Linked DNA regions of Homo sapiens: region 1 is linked to region 2. A link is a loop called in an ENCODE intact Hi-C map of the cell type or tissue named here. Cell type or tissue: HepG2. All regions are shown on one strand. Links, peaks and the distances in the headings refer to the core of each region. The heading gives the core; the rest is flanking DNA. Region 1 has its middle 170 kb from the start of GACAT3. Region 2 has its middle 47 kb from the start of DDX1.

The links. A loop is a pair of places that touch in the nucleus more often than their neighbours do. Peaks named below come from ENCODE experiments on the same cell type or tissue, not always from the same donor. Only the 100,000 strongest peaks of a DNase experiment are listed, where the experiment ranks them.
Region 1: a loop joins it to region 2, with 18 times the contacts of the local background. A loop is called at or near these places in 9 of 110 quality-filtered maps.

Annotation. Positions count from the first base shown.
Region 1 is chr2:16,210,592-16,227,858 of GRCh38, reverse strand. No RefSeq gene overlaps it. Among named protein-coding and RNA genes, the nearest start is that of GACAT3, 170 kb to the right of the region's middle. RefSeq lists an enhancer at 11,463-11,964. In HepG2, for the core only: CTCF peaks have their summits at 6,482 and 9,012 (motif pointing right); a DNase peak (open chromatin) is centred at 9,018; H3K27me3 peaks cover 1,725 bases.
Region 2 is chr2:15,631,752-15,646,475 of GRCh38, reverse strand. No RefSeq gene overlaps it. Among named protein-coding and RNA genes, the nearest start is that of DDX1, 47 kb to the right of the region's middle. RefSeq lists a silencer at 10,465-10,665. In HepG2, for the core only: a CTCF peak has its summit at 8,986 (motif pointing left); DNase peaks (open chromatin) are centred at 6,085 and 9,005.

The DNA.
Region 1 (17,267 bases), core at 4,043-12,042, 580 kb before region 2:
ATGCTCAGAGCTGGTTTTTTTATATTTTTCCAGAGAGCAATTGTTAACACGGACAGCTCACCACTGTTTATACATACGTTTGCCATCATTAAAGCAGGAATATAAGAATAACAATAATACAGACCTCATGAGGTTATTAGAATCATTAAATTAGCTGATGTGAATCAAATGCTTAGAACAGTGCCTGCCGCATAGTTGGCACTCAATAAATATTACCCGCGATTATCCCAGGTTTTTGCATAGGTGTCTGTGTTCTGGAAAACAGAGAAGGACTGATGCATGTCTCTTAAAGGAGCTGGCTGTTCATCTCCACCTCACCAACCAGCACACAGCCCAATGCCCAGGCGCAGGAAGTGTGGGCCCAATTGAAATCATCCCCCAAAGGAGGTGAATTTGAGAAGAACCAACGTCCCCTGCAGGGATCAGCATTAGCATTAGGGGACCTTGCTCCTTTAATTAACAAACCAGGCGTAACTTTTACTACGCAGCCTGTCCTCTCCTGCCTCTCCTTCTTTCTTTTAACTCCAGTTCTTTAACAAATCCCTCTTTTCAGGAATGGGAAGCTGATCTGTTTGGGGACGTGCCAGTGAAGCGGTGTGCGTTGGCACCACCAGCGGCTGTCATTCTCAGGAGACAATGGGATTGGAGCGCCAAGGGGGAGAGTTCTCCATGCAGAATTTCCCTGCTTAATCCGCTCTTGTGCGCTGGCACCAAGTCAACAAAGGAAAGGAACCAAATTACCCGGGCGGCTTTGGCAGGCTGCACCACTGTCAGCGGGCCAGAAGTTAATTCCCTCATCTTCCCCCGTGCCACCAACTCAGGGGGCAGGTCTGGCCAGGCTGGCTTTCTGTGTAAGGCTGTCAGGTGGCGTGAAGGGGAAAGAACAGGCGGGCAGAGGGTGGTCCAATCGCCGGTGCAGCTTCACAGACAGACGGACGGACAGATGTCCTGTAGCAGCCCTGCCCCTCTCCCTGCCCCCAAAGCCTCAATACCGGGTTCTGTCTGATGCACCAGGGGAAGGAGGAGGAGGGTACCTGATGCGCAGCGTCTACAGTCCCCATATAAAAATGGGGAGTGGACCTTAACTTCAGTGGAGACAGGGCATAGGGACCTCAAATAGAGCAATTGGCAGTTCAACCTGGCACCAAGATGGGCTGTCATGGGGGTAATGGTACCCCATCACTGGGGAAGAGGGGGGACTGGCACCTGGGCTGCCCACCATGAAACACTCCTTCTCCACCACAGTTTGGGTGGGGAAAAGGGTCAGGGAGTGAGTATTTAGTGAGCCTGCTCGGTGCACCAACCCACTTAATATGCTTCATCTCCTGGGACCCTCACAGAGGTCCTGTCAGGCCTGTGACATTAGCCTCACCTAACAGATGTGGAAGCTGAGGTTCAAGAGTGAGCAACTTAGCCAGGGGCCTGGACCAGCCATTTGAACCCCGTTCTGCCCGAGCACAGGGCTGAGTCTATTTCAGAGACTGAAATACCACAGCAGAATTTCCAACATTAATAACCATACAATAAAAATTATTTTGTGTAATATTGCACTATAGGTCTACATACACAAAAGTTTACTGAAATGATGTGCGCCTTGCAGTGTGCAATGCACTTCATTTTCTATTCTATTGTATACTCCTCTATTTATTTTTTTAATTTAATTTTGTTGGGGATGGAGTCTCACTCTGTCTCCCAGGCTAGAGTGCAATGGCACAATTTCAGCTCACTGCAACCTCTGCCTCCTGGGTTCAGGTGATTCTCCTGCCTCAGCCTCCTGAGTAGCTAGGATTACAGGTGCCAGACACCAAGCCTGGTTAATTTTTGTATTTTTAGTAGAGACGGGGTTTCACCTTTTTGCCCAGGCTGGTCTCGAACTCCTGACCTCAAGTGATCCACCTGCCTTGGCCTCCCAAAGTGCTGGGATTGCAGGTGTGAGCCACCACGCCTGGTCACTCCTCTATATTTTTAAACGCAGAGGTTAATATATCAAATTGACATCAGGACCCACTAATGAGTTACACCCATAGTTGGAAAAACACTATGCTACCAGCCCAGGATATATCCTCTATGGAGGGATACTCTCCCAGCCAGCACTGCAGCCTGGCCCTCTTCTGGCAGGCAGGGTGAGGGCACTCACTTTAATGTAACTGGGTGGCCACTTGTAGGGCTATATCTAATATCTGAGCCTTGGTAGTGCCTACAAGCCCTTTCCTTCCCTTTCGCCTGACTTCTCGGGCCCACATGGAGTCCTCCAGCTTCCTCTGATGCTCCTGTCCCCATCAATCCTGCTTTCAGGAAGGATTTGCTGTTCTGTGTGCTCCCCACACATACACCCCTCCAGGGACACTGCCTGCCCCAGATCACTCATGGGGATCTAGAGGTATGTTGTTTGGGGAGCTACCATGTACCCGCCTTAGTCCTGCTTTAATTCTGAACACCAGGCTGTGGCTTGCTGGTAACTGCCCGGGGTAAGTGGAGTGGCACAGGCAAGTTCAAAGGGGCCCCTTTGCATAGACTCCCCTGACAGATAGCCTAGGGGACGCCATTAAGGTAGAAGGTAGAGCAGGTGCTGACATGCAGCCACCCTGGGTGAAGGAGGATGAGGCTAACTGGACCCCCAGGGAGATCAGCTGGGACCGCACCATCCCCAGAAGTGTGGATCCACCCAAGGGCCACGTGGATCCTCAAGGAGTGAGGAGTAGACCTGAGCCACGTGGGCTTCCAGCAGTTCCCTAGTTGCTGTGATCTGGAGAAGGTATTACAGGCTTACAGGTGTGCATTTCTACAGGGGCCAAGGGCAGGGCCAAGGGTCTTGGCAGAAGAGCTCAGCTTCAAGAAAAGGTCAGCCAGGACTTGCTTCAGAGCCCTGCCATAAGAAAGGCCCCCCGGCTGCCTGAAGGATCCCCTGGGAACTCTGCCATCGGTCAGAGCCTCCCATTCACCACCCCAGCACCAAAGACACAAAACCCAGGTGCATTCCTCTCAGAACAGAAGCTACGCTGTGCAGGGCAAGCCCTGAGGCTCTGCCACTCTGGTTGTGTGAGCCTGGGTGAGTCGGCTTTGCCCTTTGAGCCTGTCTCCTCATCTTTTAAATGAGGAGGTTAAATTGATCCCTGTCACTTTAGGATGGGATTAGCACACAGATGCTTTATAAACCCTTGCTTACTATTCGAGCAATTTAAGGCGAGGCTAATACAGAGCAGTGACTGGATAGCAGACATTGTGCTGATTCTCCTTCAATCCCCATAACCGCCATTAATATTCGGATGTGATTGAAGCCCAGAGAGGTAGATGATTCGCCCAGGTCATCAAGCCAACAGCAGCAGGGTGGGACGTAAACCCAGGAGGCTCAGCTCCAGAGCCACAGCCTCTCCCTGCTGTGCGGCTCTGCCTCTGGGCAGCTGTCTGTCTGCACTAGTCACCCTGCCTTATAGCTCTGGTTTCTGTGTCTGTCTCCTTCCCTGGACTCTAAATATCTTAAGGACAATGTCTTATTCATCTTCAAAGGAAGGAGCAGTCGGAGTCGAGCAGTGCATGGCACGTAAGAGGAGCCACCAGCATTTGCTAAATGCCACTGAATTCTTGATGTGCCACTGAATGGTTCATTCAAAAGGAATAATTTTGCCCAGAGATATGAAATATCTTACCAATTTCCCTGCTTTTCTGGAATTTGCTGCTCCCTGAAGAGGTCTCTGTCATTCCTCAGGGACGGGGCTCCTCAACAGGGCCACCATGGAATTCCAGTTTTGTGGACACGTTCTCAAGGAACCTGAGCTGATGCAGCCACACCACTCCACCCCACAGAGTCCTAGTCTCCCCTCTGCCTGTCAGAAAACAGCCTTCCCTGCCTAGCACATTTGCCTTTCAGAAGCCTTCTGGGAGCAGCTCAGCCCACTCAGACCTCCCCTCTGTTGGAGCCCAGAGCCCTTAATGTCCGTGACTCACTGGGTGAGGACTGCCCTTGCCTGGCACCTCTGCAAGACAGCATGCCCTCCTAGGAGGGACTGCCCTGCCAGGATAGACTGTGGACTGTGGACTGTGGACTGTGATGGAGCGTGACCTGCACAGGCCCCAGATATCTGGACCATCCCGCCCCATGGAGATGTCACATCTGGAGTCTGCCTCCAGATTTTCACTCTCATTCCCTTCCATGGCCTCTGTCGTCCCCAGCAGGATGACGGGCTCACCCTCTGTTCAGACATCAGGCCTCGTCTCTTCCCCAGGGACTGCTCTGACAATTCCTCCCCCAGACACAAACCTTCTTTCAGCAGCGCTGAGACTCTAAGCCCCTCTCCCCTTCAGCCAAGAGCCATTGTATCAGCTGTGATTTATGTAAAGGCTTTTGTTGGACTCCTGGTTTTGACAGTCTCTGTGTTTTCGAATGGTAATAATTACGGGGCCTTTCATCCTTTATTTACGGGATTGCTCTGGGGGCAGAGAGGCCTGGTGTTGGGGGAGGGAGGCTGGGGAGGGCAGACTCGTTTTCTGAGCCTCAGAAGCAAAGGAGTAGGGGTCCTTTGGAAGTTATAAATAGCAGTTCCCAAGAATAAAGAAGTCACCTCTCCAGGCTAAGGGAGCTCACAGAGGACAAAGGATGCCGAGAGCTGGGAACACCAGGCTTCTTCAAGACTGACAGGGCTAAACGGGAGTTTCCAGGGCCCGGCCTCTTGTTTTCAAGAAGCTGATTTTTGTCTGAACTCAAGTCTCTGGCTGAGGTGAAGGGAAGCAACTTAATTTCCATCGGCTAGCCAGTTGTGAGTCTCTTCTTCCATCACGATCTCTGATTGTTAGGAAGGGCTTCCTAAAATCGAGTGGAAGCCAACCTCTCATCCGGGTGCTCATCCAAGGCCCAGATGCTCCTCAATGTTTCCCAGCCTCCCTTGCAGCTGGGATGGGTTGTGTGGCTGGTTCTGGATAATGGGATGGGTGGAAGTGACACGTGCCACTTCCAGGTCTGGCTTAACATCATCCCATGTGTTTCTCCAGCTATCTCTTCCCTTCACTGGGAAGGGAGGAAGCCATTTCTGATGGCAATGCTTAAAGCAACATGACTGAGGCTAACTGCATGACCATCGCCCAACTTTAACATGAGCAACAAATGAACCTGCTTTGTGCTTAGCCAGCAGGATTTCAGGGTTTATTCATTCCTGCAGCAGAGCTAGTCCTGTCTGATTAGCCCCAGCTATTGTTCTGAGGTTCCTGGACACATAGATGACTAAGACTGGCTTCTGCCCTCAATGGGCTCACAGTCTGACAGAAGAGACAGTCACATGACTTAGTAGTCCAGAGGCTGCCATTGCCAGAGGCCAGGACCGTACCGGCACAGAGTAGGGTCCTTACCTGACTTGGAGGGCCCAGGGGTGCTTCCTGGAAAGAGGCAGCATGTGGAATGCCTTGGGGAATGGTGCAGGTCTTGGCCAGCAGAGCAGAACTGGGGAAGATTTTGGGCAGGGGAACAGCACAGAAAAGGCAGGAAGGGGAGATGCACCAGTGTCATGGAAGATGCTGTTCACTGCTCAGTGTTGGTCCTCCCTAGAGCAGGGTTAAATCCAGTCTCAACTGCCCACAGGCTTTATCGAGAGAAGAAACAGCTACCCTCCCTACCATGATCAGAGCAGGCTTTTGTGGGGAGCTAGAGTTTAGATTACAAGGAGGACGTCGATCATAGGAAAGATGTGCATCACAGGTTGGATGTGGATCACAAGGAGGATGTGGATCATGGGGAGCATGTGAATCATGGGGTAAATGTGGGTCACAGGGAGGATGTAGATCACGGGGAGGATGTGGATCATGGGGAAGATGTGGATCATAGGGAAGATGTGGATCATGGGGTGGATGTGGATCACAGGGAGGATATGGATCATGGGGAGAATGTGGATCATCGGATTGATGTGGACCATGGGATGGACATGGGGAATAGGGTGGATGTGGATCACGGGGTGGACTTGGATCACAGGGAGGATGTGGATCATAGGGAGGATGTGGATCATGGGGAAGATGTAAATCATTGGGTGGATGTGGATCACGAGGTGGATATGGATCACGGGGAGAATGTGGATCATGGGGAGGATGTGGATCTTGGGGTGGACATGGATCACGGGGTGGATGTGGATCACGGATTGGACATGGGGCACAGGGAGGAGGTGGAGCATGGAGAGGATGTGGATCATGGAATAGATGTGGATCACTGGTGATTGTGGATCATGGGGAGGATGTGGATCATGGGGAGGATGTTGAGCAAAACATGGATGTAGGTCACAGGGACAACATGGACCACAGGATGGGCAAGGATCATGGAGAGGAGATGGATCACAGGGAGGATGTGGATCATGGGGCTGTGAGGACCACAGGGTGCGTGAGGGTCTCAGGGTAGGCATGGATTTTGGGAAGAATGTGCAGCACAGGGAGGAAGTGGGTCTCAGCAAGGGCCTGAGAGCCCCTCCTGGTGACGGACAATGGGCCCTGAGGGCCTCTGCTGGTGGTGAACTATGAGGTGGCTCCAGGAAACTGACTTTTGCTAACATGGGTTTCAGGACCTCGTTCAGGAAGTCTAATGATAAAACAAATCATTCGATGCACCTAAGGATCAGAGACTACGGCTTTTCATCCTAACCCCAGCCTTGTGCTCTTTTTTCTTCTTTACCTAGGAAAGCCGGTGCAGATTTACAAAAGAGCATGAGGCTGGAAGAAAGCCAGACCTGGATGAAGCTCCCAGCTGTGGCCGGCGTGAGCTCTTTAGCTTCTGAAGTCACTTAGCATCTTGTTTGGAGCCTTCAAGTCCTCTCTGTGAAATGGGGCCGATAAACTCTACCTTAAAAGTTTGTTGGCCAGACACAGTGGCTCACACCTGTAATCCCAGCACTTTGGGAGGCTGAGACAGGAAGATTGTTTCATCCCAGGAGTTTGAAACCAGCTTGGGCAACATAGTGAGACTCCATCTCTTCAAAAAATAAAAAAATTAGCTGGCCGGGCGCGGTGGCTCACACCTGTAATCCCAGCACTTTGGGAGGCCAAGGCCGGTGGATCACGAGGTCAGGAGAATGAGACCAGCCTGGCTAACACGGTGAAACCCCGTTTCTACTAAGAATACAAAAAAAATTAGCCGGGCGTGGTGGCAGGCACCTGTAGTCCCAGCTACTCAGGAGGCTGAGGCAGGAGAACGGCATGAACCCAGGAGGCGAAGCTTGCAGTGAGCCGAGATCGCACCACTGCACTCCAGCCTGGGCGACACAGCGAGACTCCGTCTCAAAAAAAACAAAAAAGAAAAAAAAAATTAGCTGAGTATGGTGGCACAAACCTGTAGTCCCACCTACTCAGGAGGCTGAGGTGGGAGGATAACTTGAGCCTGGGAGATCAAGGCTGCAGGGAGCTGTGATGGCACCACTGCACTCCATTCTGGGTGACAGGGCAAGACCTCGTCTCAAAAAAAAAATAAAAATGGAAAAAGAAGAAAGTCTGCTGCAAGCCACCCTGCATCCTGTCAGGCAGTGACAGGCTTAGCACAGTACCTGGCAGGCGGGATCCTCAACATTTGTTGGTCACTATTATTACTGTCATCTTTGTTATTATTTATTTTATTTTATTTTTATTTTTGAGACAGAGTCTTGCTCTGTCACCCAGGCTGGAGCACAGTGTTGCAATCTCAGCTCACTGCAACCTCCACCTCCTGGGTTCAAGCAATTCTCCTGCCTCAGCCTCCCAAGTAGCTGGGACTACAGGTGCCAGTCACCACGCCTGGCTAATTTTTTTTTTTTTTTTTTTTTTTTGTATTTTTAGTAGAGACAGGGTTTCAGTATGTGTGCCAGGCTGGTCTTGAACTCCTGACCTCACGATCTGCCCGCCCCGGCCTCCCAAAGTGCTGGGATTACAGGCATGAACCACCACACCCAGCCATCTTTGTTATTATTGAGCACCTAACTCACAGGGCTGATACGAAATACCCATAAGAGAAAAGGGCTTATCTGGAAAGTGTTATCTAAAGATGCAGTCTTAGCCCATAGATGCCCCCACCAGCAGGCCAGTTGGCACCTGGGTACTGGGCAAGCCCCACAGACCCATGGCCCTCCTGGGCGGTGGTTGAGTTACAGAAGACAGGCAGCAAAGACACTGCGGCCTAGGGGCATGACTCCCGGTGAAAGCACAAGTGATGCTTGTCGGGACATTAACAAGCTGCTGCTTGTTCTGTGTAGCGGGCATTGAGCCTCTGGACAGGGAAGAGAAGGCAGTGCCCATGACTTGCCATGCCCTGAACTTAGATGATCTCGTTTACTCCTCACAACAAACCTGTGAGAAAGTGTCAGTATCCCCATCTTACCAATGGGGAAGCTTAGGCCCAGAGAGGGCAAGCAATTTGCTCACAATCACACAGCTGGTATGGATTTAAACTCCCACCTTAGCCTTAGCGTGCCTCCAGGACCCCTGCAATTCCCTCTTACCCTGAACATGGTCCTGGGGGACCCCATCTTAGCATGTGCAAAACCGAACAGGGTGAGAGCCCTGCCACACTTGACCTTGCATTTAGTAATAACAATGAGGGGGGAGGGAGAAGGGGGGAGGGGGAGGAACAGAAGGAGGAGGGAGAACATTACCAACATTTAGCACTCACCGGTCCTGGTACTTGCTCAGGACTTTAATTGAGCAAGTAAAGGACCCATCCCCGCACCACCACCACCCCAAGAGGATCTTGGGTCTGAGGAGCTGACCGATCCCCTCATTCAATCCTCACAGCCCTACCGAGAAGCACTCTCATTATCCCTCCCGTACAGGTGAGGAAACAGAGGCTCAGAGACGTTAAGTAACTTTCCCCAGATTTAGCATCTAGCTGAGGAGCAAAGCTGGATTTGAGCCAATGTCTGCCTGACACTACAGAGCTCCAGCTTTTATCCACTCCTACCTCTGAACTGCCTAAGGAAAAGGCCAAATGCACCAGTATACTCTAGAGAGAAAACTTGATGGGGGCAAATCAGGGAAGACTAGTAAATGTATGGCAGGAGGACAGCCTGAAGAGGGCGCAGGGCTCCCCGAGGTTCCCTGCTGGCTGGGCTGCTGGTGAATAGATGGAGAAAGCTGTGGGCCAATATGGCCTAGACGAATCCAGGGACTCTGGAGAAAGCCCTAGGCCACTTCAGATCCTTTATATACCCACTGAGTTCCTCACACAAGCACCATGAATTACAACTCTGTGAAGTGCAAGTTGTGACTATTCCATGTTAAAGATGAGGACCAGAATTACTTAAATGACTTACTCAAGGTCAGGCAGAGATAGTTGCTCTCTCTCCTCTGTTCCCAAAGCTCCTTGTGTACATTTCTATCATTCTTTTCTTTTCTTTTCTTTTTTCTTTCTTTTTTTTTTTTGAATCAGAATCTCAGCTCTGTCACCCAGGCTGGAGTGCAGTGGCACCCTCACTGCAGCCTCGAACTCCTGCCTCAGACTCCCAAGTAGCTGGGACTACAGGCATGTGCCACCATGCTTGGCTGATTTTTTAAATTTTTTTTGTAGAGATGGGCGTCTGGTTTTGTTGCCCAGGATGGTCTCAAACTGCTAGCCTCAAGCCATCCTCCCACCTCAGCCTCCCAAGTCACTGAGATTACGGGCATGAGTCACTGCACCTGCCTGGTTTCATACTTTTTTTTTCTTTTTTTTTGACATGGAGTTTTGCTCTTGTTGCCCAGGCTGGAGTGCAATGGGGCGATCTCGGCTCACTGCAACCTCTGCCTCCCAGGTTCAAGCAATTCTCCTGTCTCAGCCTCCCGAGTAGCTGGGATTACAGGCACATGCCTCCAAGCCTGGCTAATTTTTGTATTTTTAGCAGAGACGGGGTTTCATCATATTGGTTGGTCTCGAACTCCTGACCTCAGGTGATCTGCCTGCTTCGGCCTCCCAAAGTGCTGGGACTACAGGCATGAACCACCGCCTGGCCCTGGTTTCATACTTCGTTGTCTGTTTTCTCTAGAAGACTGTGAGCCCCTCAAGAAGGAGGCCAGTATCTTTGTCATCGCTGAGTTCTCACCTCTGAACACAACGCTAGAAACATAGTAGATAAGTAAATGAAGGAATGGAGTGAAAATTGAACTCTGATCCTCCCTCTTCTGTCCTCCCTCCCTCCCCTTGACCAAGGTATCAAACATGCAGGTTTCACTCCCAGAAGAATTACTGCTTTCGTGGTACAGGCACCACTGTTAATAAAAGGTATCTAGTGTTCAGGAGAGTTCTGCCTTCTCGTTTTACATGTGGGGCAACGGGGACTTGGAGAGAGGAAAGGAGTTGCTCAAAAGCTAGTGGTCCAGCTGGATTATGGAGACATCTCTGACCCTGCCACACTACTTGTGTGACCCTGTATCAATGGCCTACCTTCTCTGTGTCTTGGTAGCTCCCCCTATAAAATGGGCTCGACCTTCCTCACTGCAGCAGTAGGGAAGTGTCATTGAGGTCCTTTTGGAGCAGAACCATGCCGATTTCCTGGAGTCAGCTAACTCTGGGCAGAGCCCACCCTTCTGGGTCCCAGGGACTCCATCTGTGTGTATTACCCTCATTTCTCTTTGGCACTGAGAAGCTGGGACTGTCTCAGGGCATGGAGGCCTCTGAGCTCCTTGGTAGAAGAAAGATGAAGCATGCCCAGCTCTCCTGGTGTATTTCTTTCCTTGAAATTCAAATAATGCTATTTCCCCCCCTCCTTTTCCTCCAAGGTGACTTGGTGATTGGACTGTGGATATGGATTTTCTATGATGTTTAAGATTTACCATAAAAATCTACATGAATTGGAGATACTATTATTAGACTAAAAGCAAAGAGGCTCATTTCTTTCTGTCAGAGGGAGCGAGATCAGAGGCTTTTCTGCTCTCTAGGTTAAAAGGTACACCTTCCCAGAAAGATGAGAGCCAGTGACGGTTCCAACAAACGTGTCCTATGAATTTACTAAAAAACAAATTATCCATCTTGAAGGAATGAAGGGATCATTTGAATGCACTCCTGCTTCTGAGGCTGGAGAAATTTTTCCTGCCTCGTGTCTGTGCACCGTCGTCTCTGATGGGGCAGCCTCTGTCTGTGAGATCAGAATTAATTAAACTGTGCTTAGTTCACGCTTTTCGTGCCGTTAGAGTCGGAGAGCTGTTTGAAATAGGATTCCTGCTGATGAATGGGTCTGTACAATTATCGGTGACAATATGGTGCATACCCTGAGTCCTGGGCTGAGCGTGGAGGCCCTTCCCGGCAGGGAGGTGAGCCAGGCTTTGGGACAGAAACCTGTGTTCTCCCCAAAGACGGCATGGTTATTTTCTAAAAGACAAGCCCTTTTATGATTTTTCTTTTAATAGCAGGAAAGATGGCTGCAGCTCTCTGTTGGTAGGAAAGACGGTGAGTGCGGTGTTCTGAGAGCCAGCCTTGTAGTCACACCGACCTGGGCTCAGATCCTGCCTTTCTAAGTATAGAGCTATGAGCTGCCTCACAGCATTTCTGAGCCTCAGTTTCCTTTTCTGTAAAATGATAATGGCACCCACGGTGCAGATTGGCCCTAGGACCAGTCATTATCGGGGAGGGGAGGCATCCAGCACCATGGCCGAGGATTAGAGGGTGCTCAGTCAGGTCTCCATTGCGTATTTTGACATCTCTAATTTGAAGTTGCCGAGGTTTGAGTGTGGCTGCCCCATGACATCAGACTGCAGAAGCAGTTCTGAAAACTCCCTTCCTGCTTAATGAATGAAGACAGATTCTAACAGCTGGGGCCAGACAAAGGAACATGTGTCAGGCTCCGGAAGCTAGTCTCCAAAAGCACCCAGGGAGCAGGGAGGAATCTGGGTGAAGGGCAGGGCGGAGTGGCCAGACTGCGTGGGCCTACGCCGCTGCTTCCGCTTCCCAGAATTCCTAGGCCTGCATCAGTTCTGCCCGATTCCGCCTTCTTCCAGAGCAGTTATGAGCCCAAACAGAAGAATCTACAAGCCTTCTTTTATAAGCAGAGAAAGAGACTCCTAGCTTCATGAACAGCTTTCTTCACATGACTCTCCATCACTGGAAGGGGTGATAGCACCGCTTCAGATATTCCACTCGGAGACGGTCAACTCTTGATCCTACAATCACACTTAGCAATACAGCAAGGATGTTCAAAATATCAATATGGAAGAGAATAATAGCTTTCTCAGAAACTATTGCTTGTGATATCCAAAAGACGATTAAAGATGTATAAAATGCCCACGCCTCTTCAACAGAGAAAATCGGAAATTCAAACCAGCAATATCAGAATACCCTGCCAGGTACTTAAGGCACACAAGAATTGTCCTCACTTACTAGCTGTATGTTTATGAAAAAAAAAATAACTTAGCTTCTCTGAGTTGTAGTTCTCACATCTCTAAAATGAGCCCTTGTGAGGATAAAATGCAAATAAATACAGTTATGTATCAGTTGACTATGGGGATACATTCTGAAATATGCATCCTTAGGCAATTTTATCATTGTGCAAATATCATGGAATATACTTACACAAACCTAGATGGTAAATATCATTGCTACACACCTAAACTATATGGCATAGCCATTGTTCCTAGGCCACAAACCTGTGCAACATGCAACTATATTGAATACTGTAGGCAATCATAACACAATGCTAAATATTGTGTGTATCTAAATGTGTCTAAATATAGAAAAGGTAAAGTTGAAATACGGTGTGATAATCTTATGGTACCACTGTCATATAGTCGGACCACTGTGGACCAAAACAACGCTATGTACTGCATGGCTGTATGTAAAATGACCAGCACTCTCTGCTGGATACAGCCTTCTTTAAATGTGCTCCTGGTGACGGAATTCACCTTTGCCATCAATGACAAACACTTGTAGCATTTATGAATTGGAGGTTTACAATTCTGTTATGTAAAGTCTAACCAAGCAAAAGAGATTTGTAGAGGCAGCAAGAGGGGCAGTAAAGAATGGTAGACATGGCGTCCACCTAACAACTCCACATGGACTCTTGGTCCAGTGAATTTTTGAAGAGGGGGATGCATCTTAAGCATCTATTTTTTGTGGAATCAATATAAGTGGCACAATTTGTTCACCAAGATAGACAAAGGTATATAAAGATGTTGCTGGTTTTGTTTGTTTTTCTGTCTGGACAAGTGTCTAGGCAAGACATGCTCCCTACTTTGCCACAAAATGAAAATGTGGGGCCCCTTGTTCAAAAAGAAAGAACTTCAAGACAGTAACAAGAAAGCATTAAGGAAAATACGGTTCTCTTCTCCAAGGACAAGGCCTTTGTGAGCTTAGGGCCCTGGGACATCACTGGTTTACTGGTTTACTTTTATAAAGCCAGTCCTGAGTGTGGGACTTGGAGGAGGTGACAGTGCTGTAAGGAGAAAAAAAAACCTGCTGAGAGGCCATCTCTGAACCACTCAGTCCAGAGAAGTGTGGTCACATCACCCAAAGTCACCATCTTAATCAAACTTACCACTCTTGGACATGCTATAATATTTATTTGTTTACTGACTATACTCTAGAATGTAAAAGACTTTGATGCCTTATACAGCATGGCATAATACATTACATGTATAGGTGTACCTAACATATAATAGGTGCTCAATAAACTTTTGTCGCATGATAATGTAAAAGCAAAGATCAAGCCTGGAACATTTCATCTAGTGCAGGTTGCTAGCACCTCTTTGGGTTTCTGATGCTGATGTTCTCTGACAGAGCAATGAATAGCAGGTAGAAAGTATACCAGTTTGGGAAATGGGAAAACCTCATTTGAAAACCTCAAGGTGAAAAGATGCAACCTACAGACACAAGCCACAGTTGAGGTTTTCCCATTTCCCAAACTGAGTGAGTCACAATCTCACTTCATTCTATTTCTCCGAATACTGTATCTGTGCTGGTACCATGTCTAATCAAAATTAGATTTTCTCTGAGTCACAAAGACCTGAAAAATAGCACCTGAAAAAAATAGACATTAATCTGCTCAGGGGAACTATAAACAGTAAAACAATAGACATTAAAATCAAAAGGATGATCCATAAAATAAAAATTGACAAATTGGACTTCATCAAAGATAAAAACTTTTGCTCTGCAAGCCAGGTGTGGTGGCTCACGCCTGTAATCCCAAAGGCGAGGTGGGTGGATCACTTGAGGCCAGGAGTTCAAGACCAGCCTGGCCAACAGGGTGAAACCCTGCCTCTACTAAAAATACAAAAATTAGCCAGGTGTGGTGGTGCATGCTTGTAGTCCCAGCTACTTGGGCAGCTGAGGCACAAGAACCGCTTGAACCTTGGAGGCAGAGGTTGCAGTGAGCCAAGATCGTGCCACTGTACTCCAGGGTGGGAAACAGAGAGACACCTATCTCAAAAAAATGAAATAAAATAAAATAATAACAACAAAAAAACACACAAAAGTTTTGCTCTGTGACAGAAACTATTACAAAAATGAAAGGCAAGTAATAGACTGGGAGAAAATATTTTTAAATCATGTATCTAACAAATGATTTGTATTTAGACTATATAAAAAATTCTCAAAACTCAAAGTAAGAAAACAATCTAATTTTAAAATGCGCAAAAGAGCTAAACAGACATTTCACTAAAGATATATGGATGGCAAATAAGCACATGAAAAGATAATCTTCATTATTAGCCACAAGGGAAATGCAAATTAAAACCACGATGAGGTAACATACATACCCACTAGAATGGATAAAATGCAAAATTCTGACAATATCAAAACCGATGAGGAGGCAAAGCAAATGGTTCTCTCATTCATTGCCAGTTGGGGTGTAAAATGATACAGGCACTCTGGAAAACAGTTTCACAGTTTCTTATAAAGTTAAACATACACTTACCATGTGAACCAACAGTCCCATTCCTGGGTACTTACCCTAGAGAAATAAAAATGCAAATTCAGGCAAAAGTCTTTGAATGTCTCTAGTAGCTCTATTTATAATTGCCAAAAACTGTAAACAATTCAAATGTCCTTCAACATTTGAATGGAAAAACAAACTGTTGTACATCCCTGCAATGGAATACTACTCAGGAATGAAAGGAGCAAGCTATTGATTGACACAGCAACATGTATGAATGTTAAATGTTAATTTTGCTGAGTGAAAGCAGCCGGTCTCAAAAGTTATATAGTATATGATTCCATTTCTATTACATTCTCAAAATGACAAACCTATACTGGTGGAGAACAGAATAGTAGTAAGTTATTTTGAAAATAAAATTTAAAATAAAATATAAATATAAAAGTTTACTTTTCTCCTGATATGGTTTGGCTGTGCCCCACCAAATCTCATCTTGAATTGTAGTTCCCATAATCCCTAGGTATTGTGGGAGGGGCCCAGTCGAGGTAATTGAATCATGGGGGCAGTTACCCCTATGCTGCTCTTCTTGTGATATAGTGAGTTCTCATGAGATCTAGCAGTTTTATGAGGGGCTTTACCCCCTTTTGCTCGGCATTTCTCCTTGCTGCCGCCATGTGAAGAAGGACGTGTTTGCTTCCCCTTCCATCGTAATTGTAAGTTTCTTAAGGCCTCCCCAGTCGTGCTGAACTATAAATCAATTAAACCTCTTTCCTCTATAAATTACCTGGTCTCAAATATGTCTTTATTAGGAGCATGAGGACAGACTAAAGCATCTCCCATATGAAAGAAGTCCAGGTATAAGTATCTGAGCCGAGTATAGAGGTAACACAATCATCAAGTAGATAGATTTTCTCAGTTATCCACCTTCACCATCTCTAAGAAATGGCCCTGCAGAGGCTCAGAACTCAATACCCCAAAATATGGCACATTGGCAATTGAGAAAAGCGCAGAAGCAAGGTCACTCTGCCCTTCTCCAGCCTTTCTCCCCTGAAGTATAGTTATAAAGAAATTCTCTGAAGTACCTCCCCTAAAAGTAGGGCATACCTCCCCTTATTCTAGAGGGGTTTTGCCCAACATCCAGAGGCAAATAATGTCATACAAAGACACAGGAAAGGTCTAAACAAACAGGCCTTGCTGAAGTTTACCCAGTTTATTACCATTAGGTTATTCCTTTTTCTGTCCAATCATGTTTCTCCATAACTATACATTTCTTTCATCAGACTTATCATAAAATTACCCAGTTTTCCCTGGGTCTTTGAGTCCTCATTCCTGAAGATTCCTATGTCACTTAAAACTTTAGTTAAATAAATTTGTTATGCTTTTCTCTTATTAATCTGTCTTTTGTTACAGGGATGTCAGCCATGACCCTTGCAATAGGTGAAGACGAGCTATTACTTTTTCTCCCCTACAGCCCGCATCCTCCTGATACAAGAATATTGACAGAGCACCGCTCATCACAGCCACATTCCAAACATCAGGATGGAGGAAGGGGAAACACAGGGAGCCAGCTCTGTTTCCAGGAGTATTCCCTGTGATTATGTTTCATTTGCCAAAACACGGCCACACCTAGCTGCAAGAGAGCCTGAGGGATGCAAACTATTATCTGAGTGGAATTCTTATTAGTAAGAAAATGGGAAAATGAATATTGAAAAGCAAATTGCCTTCCAACTACAGAGTCCCAATTCCTTTCTCCAGCTCAAGCCAGTCTTCTAAGCTTTTGGCTCATATATCAATAGCCCACTTGACCTTTCCCCTAGGACAGCTAACAGTGATCTCAAATTCACATATTTCTAAACCAAAAAATTTTATTGTCTCTTCCTCCATCACCAAGCCTGTTCTTCCTCCAGTCTCTCATTTTTAATCAAAGCCCCACCATTCACCCAGCTACTCAAGCCACAAAGACTTCCCAGGGACTGGTGGGCTTGAGACAATCAGAATCTCTTCCAGAAGCTAATTACTATCCCATTACAATTTGGCACGGACCCAAACATTTCCCTGCTCATAAACAAATCAACAAATCAGAAAACACTGAGCATCTACAAGGTGCTCAGCCCTGGCTAAGAAATTATAAGGACACCATCAGCTGAGGAGACATGGGGCCTGGCCCAGGAGCTTACAGTGGAGTGGCAGGAGAAGGACACACACACAACCAGAGAGGGAGCAAAGTCAGATAAACACATTAAGCGCCAAAGGACTCTGCAGACCACCGGTGTCAGGACAGCTAGAGTAGCATCAAGGATGTCCCTTGATATAAGCAAAATAACACCACACCCAAAGTCCAGTTAGAAAAAGCAACTGATAAAGCTATGTTGCAGGGGCAGGCAGGATGTCTCATGCCTTTAATCCTAGAAATTTGGGAGGTTGTGTGGGATGATTGCTTGAGGCCAAAGTTCGACACCAGCCTGGGAAACATAGCAAAACCTCATCTCTACAAAAAAT
Region 2 (14,724 bases), core at 4,985-12,984:
GCAGTGAGCCGAGATGGCACCACTGCACTCCAGCCTGGGTGACAGAGTGAGACTCTGTCTCAAAAAAAAAAAAAAAAAAAAAATTCAGAATGACTGAGTGAATGGCAGTTGAGTAGGGTCCAGATCAGAGTCTCAAATGCCATGTGTGAGCACGGGAGGGCCACTTGTCTCATGCTGTCTTATAAATACAGTCTGGTGACAACCACGTGAAGGCCAGAGCCCAGGATATGGAAATATGCAAAGGAGTTTCCAGTTGTGCTAGTCCCCTTGTCGACAACGCCTCATCGGCAGCCACTGTGACCCTGCTGAGCAGCACATGCAAAATGCACCTCAGAAAGGAGGTGAAGTGACGTTGCTGACAGTTCAAAGAGTGTCAAGCAATGGCCATTGTTCTTGAAAAGAAGGGCAAATTTCACTTTTCCTGTTTCTCTTGTGATGTTATGGAATTCAGACAAGCTTGTGGTTTTCAACCCCACACTCTGCACTACAGTTTCCAGCACAGATTGAGGATAGAGTCATTTATTCATTCAAAAATGATGTATCAAGTGTCTTTTTTTTTCTTTTTTGAGACAGGGTCTCACTCCGTCACCCAGGCTGAAGGGCAGTGGCATGATCACAGCTCACTTCAGCCTTGACTTCCCAGGCTCAGGTGATTCTCCCACCTCAGCCCTGCTGGGACTACAGGCGTGGGCAACCATGCTCCCACCCCCAGCTAATTTTTTGTAGAGATGGGTTTTCGCCACATTGCCCAGGCTGGTTGTCTACCTTCCTTGGCCTCCCAAAGGGCTAGGATTATAGGCATGAACCACTGCACCTGGCCCTCAAGTGTCTATATCACACCAGGAGTTGGCTGACCATGGCTGCCCTGGCAAATAACTCAGTTGAATCCAGGCAGGTCAGCCCCTACCACCAAGCCATGGGACTGCATGGGATCCAACAGTGTGATGCTGGGAGGTAGCAGTGGGTAGCAAGAGCATAAGCTTTGCAGTCAAAGAAACCAGGGATCCAGCCACCACTTGCCACTCAGCGCTGTGGATGCTGGTTATCTAACCTCTTTGAACCTTATCATCTTCATCTGTAAATGTCCACACCAATGCCTTCCATACCGACCAATATCTAGTAGCAGTGGATATGTGTTGTTTGGCCACCCAGTCTCCACACCCCTTTCCTCTGACCACAGCTCTCCAAATCCCTTTCAGGGACCATCTTCCAGCCTCATCTTTTTAGTTTCTAGTGGGGCTCCCAGCTCTACAGATGGAGTGAGCAGCTGGCCTAGGTCTGGCCAATCACGCACCAAATTCCCCCAGCCAGAGTGATTGGTCATGACTGGACAAATGATCCCATTCTTCAAACTGTCATAGTATATCCTGGGTCTTCTACGAGAGCAGCTCTCAGTTTTTGCTGGACTCAAAAGCTCTGAGCCTGAGACTTAGAATGAAGCCAACACAGAGAACAGAGGACTAGGGAATCCAGAAGGCAGAGAAACCAAGCTCCACTGTCACCATGTGACATCCTCGATTAAGGGCCATCGGAAGCCTGAGTCTGGGCTTCTCCATTATGTGAACAAATACATTTCCTTTTTTGCCTAAGACAGAGTTGAAGTTTCTGTCATTTGTAATCAGAAGGTCCCTAAATTGATGCAAATCAAAGTCTCTCATTTTCTCTTCATACCATCTTAGTGAAGCAGGAATTGCTCAGAGGGCCTTTCTGAGAATTTTTTTGTCATGGTGCATGCTAGCAAAGCGGATTACTTGACAAACACCTGCTTAATTATGCCAGCATTCCTATCTCTAGATACTAACATCTGCTCATCCTTCAAGGCTTATCATTGTCACCTCTACCTAGAAGCCTTCCCTGAACCCCCAGGCTGGGCCAGGAGCTCTGGGTCCTCTTTGCTCATTCCATCACTGCACTTGTGACTCTTACTTGTACCCTCTCTGCCATCTACTCCCATGCACTAGGGGGAAAGGGACCTGGTATTCACTTCTTCATTTATGTGTGCATGGCACCCAGTCCAGTGCTTTGCAAGCAGATTCCATGAAGAGTAACTGACTAATGAATGAATAAATTTGGTGAGAAAAATGCACATGCCTGGACATGAGATTCACATGACCCCATCATCACATATTTACATAATGTGTATGCTGCAGAGACATTTAGTTGCCTCCTCAACATCCAACTTTCCATTCTGGCTTAGACACAGAACTCCAATCTTCCCAGACTTAAAAAAAAAAAAAAAAAAAAAACCACCCTACATATTCTAGCCTCTCTTGAGGAGATGTGGCCCCAAGTTCTAGCTAATGAGCTGTATATAGAAGTTGTTGCATCAGACTTCTGGGAAGACTCTTTAAAAGGGAGACAACCAGAAAGGGAGCTCCTTTTTGGCTTTCTCTTTTTTTCTCTTTTCTGCTGTACTTAATGCAGATATGATGGCTTGTGCTCCAGCAGCAAGTGAGATCATGCGGCATCTCTGAGGATGGACGTCATGAGCTAAGCATGGAAAAGCGGAAAGCCAGAAGGAGCTGGGATATCTGATGATGAAGGGCTGACGTTACTAGCTCCTAGCTCCAGACTGCCTGCCTCTACACCTTCTTTTTTTTTTTGTTTATACCTTATCTGAAAACTCCCAAATACACTTTTTTATATCAAAAAGAAAATAAATCCTTTGTATTTGAGCCACCATATTTTGAGTGCATTGCTGTATGTAATTGAACCTAATCCTAACTGCTGTGTCACTAAATGCTATATTAATATTCACTGATAATATTTCTCTATTTTAATCATAAAATGAAATTTTTAAACCCAACATTTGGAACAGTGCATGCGTGCCAGATATTGTGGTGGCATACAGCGGGAGACACAGATACAGGGAAGGAGACATTTTACAACTGGTTAAAATACATGTACCAGTTCATCACTTTCTATGGGAAAAAATATTATTTTATTCATTTTATGATATGAAAATTAGAGATTGTTCATGTTAAAGTAGAATTCAAGCTTGTATTTCTTTATTTTTAATTCCAGCTCCACCCCCCATCATCATACTGCCTTAACAGCAGCGGGGAGGGCTGTGGGTGATCAGGGATTCCTCCCTGTCTTCCTGCCACAGAGCCTGAGTAGATCAAAAGGCCAAGAGCATGAGGAGACTTTGCTCCTTCAGAATCGCTCCTTGGCCCCCTGAAATGAATGACCAGCTTTAACAGACTTTTCCCCCCCAGCTCACATTCCCCATGGTTGGTGAGGCAGAAAATTCACAAGAACAAAGCTCTTGCCCTAGAAAGATCTTCTTTTCAATTTAGGGTCAATTCCACTTTGGGGACTTCCAGAAGAGTCACCTTTAAATTAAGAAAAGAGAAAAAGAAGCTGTTGCATATAAGCCAGGGAAAACCACACACGAATGTGAACAGCACCCGCGTTCCACCCAGCAGCACGGATTTTTTGTGGGAAACTTATACAGAGCCCCGTAAGCCTCCAAGGAGGTGAGAGTCGGGAGGCGGGGGACGGGCAGAAAGACGTTGGAGTCCAAGAAACTGGATTCATTTTTCTACCGGCTGTGAGTAGGGCAACTTCTAAGGGCCTCATCTTGTCCTTCTGGAAAATGGGCAAGCAGCCTGCACCCTGCTGTCCTCACGCAGCCATTGTGAGGCCAAGAAGAGATGGCATTTGGTGAAGGGTCTCTGTCCTCCCCTGCCCCCCAGGACAGCTGGCCATGTCACTCCAGCCTGAACATGTGGTGGCATCCTGCTCTAGAATCTACCTGGGCTCACCTTCTCCCAGCCTTTCAGGACATATTGACATGCACTTGGGTTAATGAAAGTCAACATTCTTTACATTTCACCCCTTGTGAAATATCAGGAAGCTAGGCTCCATGTGGTCTGGCTCAGCTGGGAAACCATCGCTGAACCCTTGTTCTATCGGTCTGCGGACACGATTCAGTGTCTTGAGCTCTGTGGGATCAGCTGTCCCTCTGAGCTGAGCCAGCCCTCCCGTGAGTGGTGTTCAGCCTCCGGGGCCCGGGACCGGGAACAAGGGCAGACCAGCCTGCAGTCTGCATCCAGCGGCCAGGTCAAGGTGATCGAGTTTCTCTCTCCAGTCACAAATTCCATCACCCCTGGCTCCAGGGTAATACACTCAATCTCAGGGCTTGAGCTATAACACGGTTCATTTCTGGGCCAAATCTCTGAAGCTGAAGGGTTTATTTTTAAGGACAAGCAGTTTGCTGTTTTCAGCTTTTCTCATCAGAAATAGTGCAATTCAGCTTGATCTGCATTGGAAGCATAATTTATCATCTCACACAGATGGTTGCTAAGGGTGGGGAGGAGGTTTACTTTTCATTTTACTTCAGCAAATATTTCCTGAGCCCCTACGTGTGCCAGGCACAGAGCAAAGCACTGGGGATGCACACATGAGTAAGACAAGCTCCTGATCCTTGACACACTCCTAGTCCAGGTGAGAGACAAAGCTACAACCCCAGATTTGACATTAGACAGTCCTGCTTTGGAATCTTGGCTCTGCCATTTGCTATTGGAGTCACCTTGGGAAAATTACCTCACCTCTTTCTAGCTAAAGGTTTGTCAGCTTTGTTGATCTTCTCAACATACCAACCTTTGGTTCTGTTGATTTTCTCAACTGTTTTTCTATTCTCTATTGCATTAATGTTTGCTCTAATCTTTATTATTTCCTTCCTTCTGCTTGCTTTGGGTTTAGTTTGTTCTTTTTTCTTTCCCCCAGTGCTTTAAGGCGGAAGGTTAGGTTATTGATTTGGGATCTTTCTTCCTTTGTAATATAGTCATGCATAGCTATACATTTCCCTCTAAGCACTGCTTTACCTACTCCCATAAGATTTCCTATGTTGTGTTTCCCTTTTCATTTATCTCAAAGTATTTCCTAATTTCCCTTGTGATTTCTTCTTTGACTTATTGGTTGTTTAGTAGTATGCTGTTGGTTTTCACATATTTGTAAATTTCCCAAAGTCCTTTCTGTTATTGACTTCTACACATAGGGTCTATCCTGGAGAATGTTCCATGTACACTTGGGAAGGATGTGTATTCTGCTGCTCGTGGGTGGTATGTTCTACAGATGTCTTTTAGGTCTAGTGAGTCCACAGTGTTGGTCACGTCTTCTGTTTTCTTATTGATCTTCCGTTTGGTTGTTCTATCCATTATTGAAAGCAGTGTATTGAAGTCTCCAAGTATTATTGTTCAATTGTTACCTCACCTCTTTGAATCTGTTTCCTTCAAGTAAAATAAATATTCCTGACTTGCAGAGGAGATGGAGTGCAAAGCCCTGAGGCACAGCCTGCCTGCCACCTGTGGATGTTGCTGCTGTGTCTCAGAAAGAATTGACAGAGTGTAGGACAGCAGTGGTGAGGAGATTTCCTTCTAAAGTAACCAGTTGTCCTGGGTTAAGCTAGTACTGCTTCAGCCTGAAAAACACAAACCCTGTTTAAAGAGAAAGACAAGGCTTAGAACCTGTCTACTTCTGTGGCCTAATTTTCAGGATGTGCAGATCTCCTGCCCAAAAAATACAAATTAACTAGCTGACAAATCGTAACTTCTCACCCTAATTATGCTAGCTGGTGTCTAAAATTCCTTCACAAAAGTTTCTCGTGATAATTTACCTGTCCATCCATCTAAACTTCCCTCCAACTCAACAAACATTTACCAAATCACCTTTTCTCAGCCAGATCTGCCTCAGGTACTGAGGATACTGAAACCAGACCTGTCCTAAACACCCTACTCTATCCAGAAAGAGACACTGAGGGAAATTTTATTATGTATTTGTTATTTATTATTTAAGCAGTCAAATAAAATATCGGAACATAAACGCTCTAATAAAAGAAGGAACAAAAGGTTTTGAGGATACAGAAGGGGGAAGTGACCTGCCTCATAAGAGCAAGAAGGGGGTAAAGATGGCTTCCCCAAAAAATGTTAACTGAAAAGAAGCTGCCAACAGTGGCTTGAGTTCCACAACCCTCTCTGCCCCTACCGATCTCCTCAGGTGGGAGGGGGCCCCGGGGAGGAAAAGGAGGAAAACAAGAGGATGTTACACAAAGTGAGTCATCCAGCCTCAAATAACCAAGAGCTGCAAAGGCAGAAAGTTCTTGACTTGGAAGTTTGCCAACTCCAATGCTGCAAAAATAACCGTGATGAATTCACATGTTTCTGTGCAAGTGTCGGTCCACCATAACACTGAATACTCAGCCATAGCAAACTGGAGCTTTGGGCCCATATGCTCAAAATCAGGCTCAGGCTTTGGTCAAGGTTTTCTTGAAGAAGCCAAAACCTGTATTTTCCCATTGAAAACCATCCTGGTCTTCTATCCTGTCCTGGATAGGACCATGGAATAATGATTCCTGCTCAGGGTTAAAAGTCATTAGGTGTTTTTCTGTTTTGGGTCTCAGTATCCACAGAGGAACTTTCATTTCTTCCAGGTTAAGTTGATAGACCCTCCCATTTTATGAAAAGCTAATCATAATATTTGTTGTACACCCACTGTGCACACTGTAGGGAGAGAAAAAGGACATCCAGAAACCCTTCACCGAAGCAGAATTTAACCCACCTGGAAACAGAGAGTGGGAAAAAAAGTCATACAGCAGTTTTTAAAAATTAAGAGCTGCAGGCTGGACACAGTGGCTCACACCTGTAATCCCAACACTTTGAGAGGCCAAGGCAGGAGAATCGCTTGAGCTCCCAGGAGTTTGAGACCAGCCTAGACAACATAGAGAGACCCTGTCTCTACCAAAAATTTTAAAAGTTAGTCTGGGTGTGGTGGCGTGCACCTGTAGTCCTAGCTACTTGGGAGGCTGAGGTGGGAGGGTCACTTGAGCCCAGGAAGTCCAGGCTGCAATAAGCCACGATCGCACCACTGCACTCCGGTCTGAGCAACAGAGTGAGACGCCATCTCAAAAAAAAAAGAAAAAGAAAAAGAAAAACGAAAAAATTTAAAAGCTGCATCATAAAGTATAAGGACGAGACAAAGGGTGATGTACTAGAGGCCTTCCTGGAGAGAGAGCAACAGAGCAGAAATACAGGCTCTGGGGCCTGAAAAACTCAACCTAGGGCCAGGCGTGGTGGTCCACACCTGTAATCCCAATACTTTGGGAAGCTGAGGAGGATGGATCGCCTGAGGTCAGGAGTTCGAGACCAGCCTGGCCAACACAGTGAAACCCCATCTCCACTAAAAATACAAAAAAGTTAGCTGGGCATGGTGGCACATGACTGTAATCCCAGCTACTCGGGAGGCTGAGGCAGGAGAATAGCTTGAACCCGGGAAGCGGAGGTTGCAGTGAGCCAAGATCATGCCATTGCACTTTAGCCTGGGCAACAAGAGCAAAACTCTGTCTCAAAAACAAACAAACAAACAGACAACAAAAAAAACCTCAACCTGGGGTACTTAGACTTCACTATTCTGGGCCTTGGATTCCTTATCTGCAAAAAATGATAGCATTGGCTCTTACATGAGGCAAAATACAAAATAGCTGGCTCATGGCTGGTATTCAAAAGCATGATGTTCTCATGCCCCCACAAGAGAGGTGGCAGTGACTCAGGTCCCTAAGGATGGGTGGAATTTTGACAGGCAAGAGAAGGCAGGACTTTGAGCAGCCTTCTTTGAGGCAGGTCTTTAAGCAGCAGGACTGAGCAGGGAGTAGTGGACAAGTGCCTGGATTCTAATTCTGGCTCCACTGCTTCCTAGTCACATGATCTTCAGCAAATCACTAATTTCTTGGTGCATCAGTTTCCTTATCTATGAAAATGGGAACACCAGTAAAATTTGTCTTCTGGGGTTGGTGTGAGGATTGAGTTAGGATGGGTAAACACTTAGAACAGTACCTGATATAGTGAAGGGTCATAAATTTTATCCATTGTTATATATGGAGGGGAATAAGGAGTCCAGATTTGATATGATTTGAGGAGTATGGGAAATAGGACTAGGAAGGTTGGGACTAGATTTTAGAGGGCCCTAAGTGCCCAAATTAGTCTGGACTTAAACACAATCAAGGCCCATCACAGGCTCTTGAATGGGGGTTGACATGGATTAATAACAACTCTTAAATGGTAAAGGCCAAATGGGCTCCTGTCATAGGTATAAATTATACCAGAAGAGGCTGCTCTTGAACAGTGACTAAGCCTTCTCCTGCTCCCACCCAAGAAGCTATTCTTTGGAGAAAAGCAGAAGGCAGAAGGACAGATCAGGTCTGGCTGTTTTTCCACTTAGTATCTCTTAATCCAAAATCCCAAATCTCCCTGTTTGGCTAGCAGGGACATTGTGGAAGACTATCACTTGGGGTGTCCAATCATCACTTATGGTTTTCAAATAAGTAGCCATGAGCTACTATTTGAAGTCATGAGGTTCATTATTTGGTCTGTCTAAGCCCACACATCCTGCCCTCACCCCCACCCAAACCCAACCCCAAGCAGGCAAAGTCAGTTGAAGACCATTCCACAAATCTCCAACATGCTCTTGAAGGGCAACGCCGTAATGCCTAGGATCCACTGTGTAAGTGGCAGAAAGACTAGCAGGCAGCAGTGACTTGTTGACATGATACTTCACCTGATTTCATTCAATCTGGGCTTTCAGAGACAGGCAGAATCAAAGGAAATGACTGAGAAAAAGCATTCCGAGTTCTGGAGATGTTAATGAGCATAGCAATTAGCATAAAGGCAATTTTGACATGTGTGGAAGTTCTTTGTACATAGAAGTCCCCAGTGCTGAGCCCAGGAGCAAGCTGGTGTGGTGGATGTGCAAGTGCTTTGTGACAGGAGAACACACTGGAGCACAAACTGCACGGGGCCAACTCACAGAAAAATAAAACCCTCATGCTCATTTCTTGGCCTTCAGGATCCAGAAAAAAAGACCACAGCCTCTGTCAAATGTAATGGGAAATAATTCCTTTGAATCTGTGATTTGCTCAGATGAAAAAAAAAGGGAGTCGGGTAATCCTTAAGTGACCCCAAGTGGTAAAAATACACCAGCACAGTGTTCTTTGTGGGTATTCCTGTGACACTGGCGCCACCTGGTGCACTCAACTGGGAAATAATGAATCACAACCCCATGAAGGCTGGCGTTGAGGGGCCCCATGCATTTGCGTTATTTTGTAAGTAAGTATTCTCTTGGTGCTGGGTTAACAACAGTGGGAAAATGAATAATAATTTATGGGCAGAAGCACACGATAGAGTTTATTACAACCAATAGAATTAACATCAATATTTTAAGTGAACAGAATTTTATGATATGGGTATAAGCAAGCCAATGTCTCCAAATTGCTAGCCTTTAAGAGCCAAACAAAATACCTCAAGCTTTCAGCCTGTGTGTCTGTAAGTTAGCCAATTCTCTCCCCAATGCACCTAAGGATTCTTGAGAATGCTTACAAAGCCTGATTGCCACTAAGCCTGATTGTCACTCTTCTGAGCTTTAGACTACTACTCCAGAGAAGTTGCTTGTCCCCTCTTACCATTAGGGACCAATTTCCCACAGAACAGGATCCTAATCAGTTCCCACACCCTGTTCCTAGCATTACTTTGTCTAAACACAGAAGAGCTTTCTCTTTCATACGCAAGTCATACTGACAGACCTACTTGCCGACCTAGGTAGCAAACATCTGAAGGTATTAAGAGAATCACAATGTAGAAAAGGAAAATCAAAACTCATTATCAAACAACATTGCTCCAATATTCAACTGACCCTGTCCCTACCGGCCTCTCCTCTCTCTCGACTCCTGTTCTGATCAGGATTTTCTATCTCAGAGTGTCTTCCCCGAGACTCTAATCCACCACAAAAAACTGGAAACCCTTCACACCCAATTATTGCCCTGCAGAGAAACATCCTCTGGCTGCCTCTTCAAAGTCCTACTTTGGCAGCAGCAAATATTTATCCTTAAATTGGGATTCAATTCAAGGAAACACAAAACTAGCAACCAATCACAGTCTTTTCTGGTGAACAGAATGAGTTACCCAGCTGGAGAACAAGATGTGAGGTAAAGTATTGGGTTAAACCAGTGATTTTTAGAGTATAAACTGGTCCTATCTAAAGCAATGGCAATGTTTTAAATAAAAACAAAGTAGCAACGTCTAAAACAGAGAAAAGGCCAAATGGGTTTTGAAAAATTGAAGCATCCTTAAAAAGACTTGCCTCAATCCCCAAAGTGACTATTTTGAAGGGAATTAAACTCACTTGGCTACAGGTGAGTAGCCTCTGAGTAGACTACGGGTGGTGAATAATCTTATCAGTTTCTTGAAAAATTACATATGTTACAATTTCTATCAAAGTGTTTCTCTACAATAATCCCCACTACATAATATTTCAACAAGGGCTCCAGCTTGAGTCTGACTATATGTAACCTTAAGACACATTGGCTTGGATGGGTGCAAAGGACACAAGGATTTGCAATAGGACCAAGAAACATCTAGGGTCAGACTCAGTTTAAGGCAGCTGCTCCCAAGCCTGGCAGCACATTAACATCACTGAGGCCATCTAGGCCCCACTCCAGAGCAATTAAATCAGAATTTCTGGAGGTGAAGTGCAGACACCGGTATTTTCTTTTAAAGTATCCTAGGGGACCTTAATGTGCAGCTGGGGTTAAGAACCACTAAGCTAAGGAAACAGAACTCAAGGTGGACATCTTGGGTCCAAAGGCAGTGAACTAGGAGACATGATTCTAACACAGCAAGCATCTGTCTTTCAGACGTCATTTTAGATCTTAACCAAATCCTCAAGTAAAAGATTGCAGTGAGAATAAAAGCTCTAAGAGTTGTTTCTCTGTAACAGTGTGTCTTGAATTGTGGTTCAAGGTCCATCTGCATGAACACAATTATTTCAGGAATTTGTTAAAATGCAGATTCCTGGTTCCCACCTTATATCTAATGATCTCTGCATGTGATTTAGCTCTAGAAGTCAGTAACTATTGTTGGGATCAAATCCAGGCCTACCTGATGACTTGTCTTTCAAATTCCCCTCAATACTTTTGACCAGAAAGAGTGGAATCCATCAGAAAAAAGTAGACATTTAAATGAGTTTAAATGAAAGGTAATGATTTAAAGCAGTAGAATGGAAAACAACTGCAAAAATTCCCTCTCCACTCCTCCCTCCAAAGGAATCCTCTATCAATTACTTTGGAGTAGCAAAATAGTATCCCTCCCTTTCCTTCCTGTTCCACTACATTTTTTCCCTTCTGACACATATTCCTTTTTCCTCCCAAATAAGGTCACTTAGAAAAAATGCCTGGTAGGACTTTAGAAACTGTCAACATCTATAGAGAAATGATAAAATTACTGCAAGAGAACCTATCAGGGACCTCATTTTATATTTATCTATACTTTTTTGATATTTTACAAATCTCATTCAAATTGAAATAGTGTGTCGTTCCCTTTTAAGTCAGAACAAGGAGAGGAATGTGATTAAATAGCTTTACCCATTTGGAATTGGCCAGGAACCAACATTTTTTTTTTTAATCTGGGCAGTTCCCAGTCATTGCCACATGCACTTCTACCTTTAAAGACAAAAATTAGGAAATCAAAAAAAAAAAAAAAAAGCCTGCACCTTATTTAAAACAAGTCTAGGTCCCTGTTTATCTGATGATGGTGGGACCAGGAGTGGGAGCCCATGGGAGGCAAGAAGTTGCATGTAAGATGTGAGACTACCTCTACTCACCAGCACTAATTCACACACCATATGAAGAGACATCAGGAAAGCATACTTTGAGCGCAACAAACTATACTTCAGTTTGTAAAATAAATTGTACAGACTTCTTCCTATATTGTTAGTGTTAACGTCAACCAGCTCAACTCTTTCAGAAAGCAATCTGATGACTCTGAAAAATGTTCATAACATTCAGGCTCTTTAATTCAATAACTCAATTTCTAGGAATCTAGTTTAAAATAATTCAAAAGACAGAAGATGTTCACTGCAGCATTCTGTGTAACACAAAAAATGTAACTACTATAAATACAGTACACATGCCTCCTCATCTACTAGACATTTTGCTGAATGCTTAACATGATCCTGAATAATGTGAATTTTCACCATTTTCATAAAGAAATCAAAGCTTAACGGACCTTGCCTTCTGTCATATTTATAGTGTGAGTTAGAGCCAGATTCAAATCCAAGACTAATATTATAAAGTTCACATCCTTTCCAACTCCCCTCAATGCACCTGAGCAGTAAGAGTGCAATGGTTACACAAACAATAGTACATTCAATGTATTATGTAGCCACTATAGTATTTATAAGAAAAATGCTTATGTTAAATAAAAATACAGAATCGTATATAGACCAAAACATTTACAGAAAAAAGAAATGAACCAAAATGTTAGCGATGACTTTCTCTGGAAGTGGGACTATAAATAAAAAGTAAGGAGGAGTGGGGATTACTCTAGTCTGAAATTTCCATGTAACTAACAGGAAAAGATATGCTAAGAATGAGGTATAAATTAGCCACACGTGGTGGTGCATGCCTGTAGTCACAGCTACTCAGGAGGCTGAAGTGGGAGGACAGCTTGAGGCCAGGAGGCAGGAATTGGGGTGAGCCGAGATTATGCCACTGCATTCCAGTCTGGGCAACAGAGTGAGACCCTGTCTCAAAAAACAAAACAACAACCAAAAAAATAAAATAAAATAAAAAAAGGAGGTGCAGAAATGTTTTAGCAATCTCATAACAAAGACCACTAGTTAGAACCCTTTAGAATCAATTCTCTTAAGGCAAATATCCTAAGGCAATAGCATTTGGTCCCTTTATTTGGTTTTCTATGCTCTCTTAAATGAAATATAACTTGTTGCACTTAAATGAGCCTGTCCTAGTAAGGGACTCAAATTAGCAATACAGTAAAGACATAAACCTGAGTTAGAGCAGAACACTTAAGTTTATTAAGATATGAAACAGCCTTTCCCCTAAACCACTTCAGTCACTATGAAAGTCAAGTTCTAGCAATCAAAGCTTGAAGGTAGCTTTGACGAGAATGAACAGTCAAAGACTAGATTGTGAGTAAGAAGGAATGCACCGAGGCTCCTAAGATCTCAGGCCATGTCTATCATGTGTTAAAGTTGGGGCAAGTCTTGACATTTCTGTTTACAGAGGTTCTAAGACTGACATATAACTACAGACACCAGATCTGTGAGTACATTTAAAAATTCCTGCACTAAAGAATGGACAAGTGGAAGCTTTGAATCACAAATACTATCATATGAAGGTTAATATTTAGCATTTTCTGGACTTTGAAGGGCCTCTAGTGTTTTATATATTAGTTGGGGTAGAGGCTAAAGTTCTGTAACAAAGAGCCCTAAACATGAGCAGCTCAGATAACATCAAGTTATTATAACAGGCAGTTCGGAGAGGGTGGGCAGCTCTCTTTCCCAAGGCCACCAGGTTCCTCTGCCTTGTTCTGCCACTCCCCAAGTATTACACTTTTCTAATGGTGGCAATAGGCTCACTAATACCACATCCAAGTTCTAGCCTGAGAGAAGAGGGACAGGGTGGGCAGGACAAGGCCCGGAAGTTGTACACATCACTTTGACTCGTACCCCGTTGACCAGAACCTGGGAAAGGCAATCCCGAAGGAGGCAGGCAATTAGCATCCCTCAGGCCCAGTGACCACATCTTAACCCGACTTTTAACAGTTACTTGCATTCTTGGCATTAATACGATGGCCTGAAGGAATCAGCATCTGGAAGCAAGACTGAGAATAAAGGAAAGAATTAATGGTGATATGAGCAGGAAAAAAGAGCAAGTCAGGTCTCCAAACAACTCCTCGGCTAGTCTGGTTACATGTGGCTTCTTCCTTTGAAAACTCTTGTTCCCTGGGTAATTCCAGTTGGTCAGTAAGTAATTAAAGAGGAAAAAAACATCTCCACCATTGCTGAGCTCTATCCAGGATTCCTCTCTGGCCTTGCAATTTGGACCTGAGAGTCATCCTCCAAAGGTAGCCAGCCCAAAGAGTAAAAGCTGAAACTGAAGAAACCCGAGTTCTATTTCCAGTTCTAACCACCAGGCCATGTGAATGTGCATTCCTCTAAACTCAGCTTTCTCTCTCATAAAACAAGGGCATGAACAAGGTGATTAGAAAGATCCCCTCCATTCTAATATTTACATGTCTGAAATTCAGTCTTGTCTTTGCTGTCACATCAATTAAAAGTTCGTTTCTAAACGAGTGATTAATGTGCGTGAAGACTGCACAGAGCTGTCATCACATAGCTTTGAGATTGGTTATAGTAGTTCCAGGACATCTCCAAAGCAAGTGGTCTAGAGATAAGTGAAAGAATGGTATCCTCATAATCATTTCACACAAACCCTAAACTCAAATATACAAGACAATGATTTTCTCACTACAGCTTTTATCTGTTTATATATTGTTTCACTCAAGGTTTTTCATTGCTAAAAGGTTTGAAAACCATCATATAAGAAATTATAACACCCTGTGCTCTTAAGGAAACTCTTGGACAAGAATAATTTCCCCCAAAAAACTACCTTATAGACTAAGAGTCAAAAGGCACAAAGCAACAATTCAATTATATGTATTTACATTTTCCCTTTCCTTCTGATATTTTAGGCAAGAGCCAGTGTTTAAGAAAATATATTCCAGGGCCAGGCATGGTGGCTGACGCCTATAATCCCCGCACTTTCAGAGGCCAAGGTGAGTAGATCACTTGAGCTCAGGAGTTGGAGACCACCCTGGGCAACATGGTGAAACCCTGTCTCTAAAAAAGAAATACAAAAAAATTAGCCAGGCATGG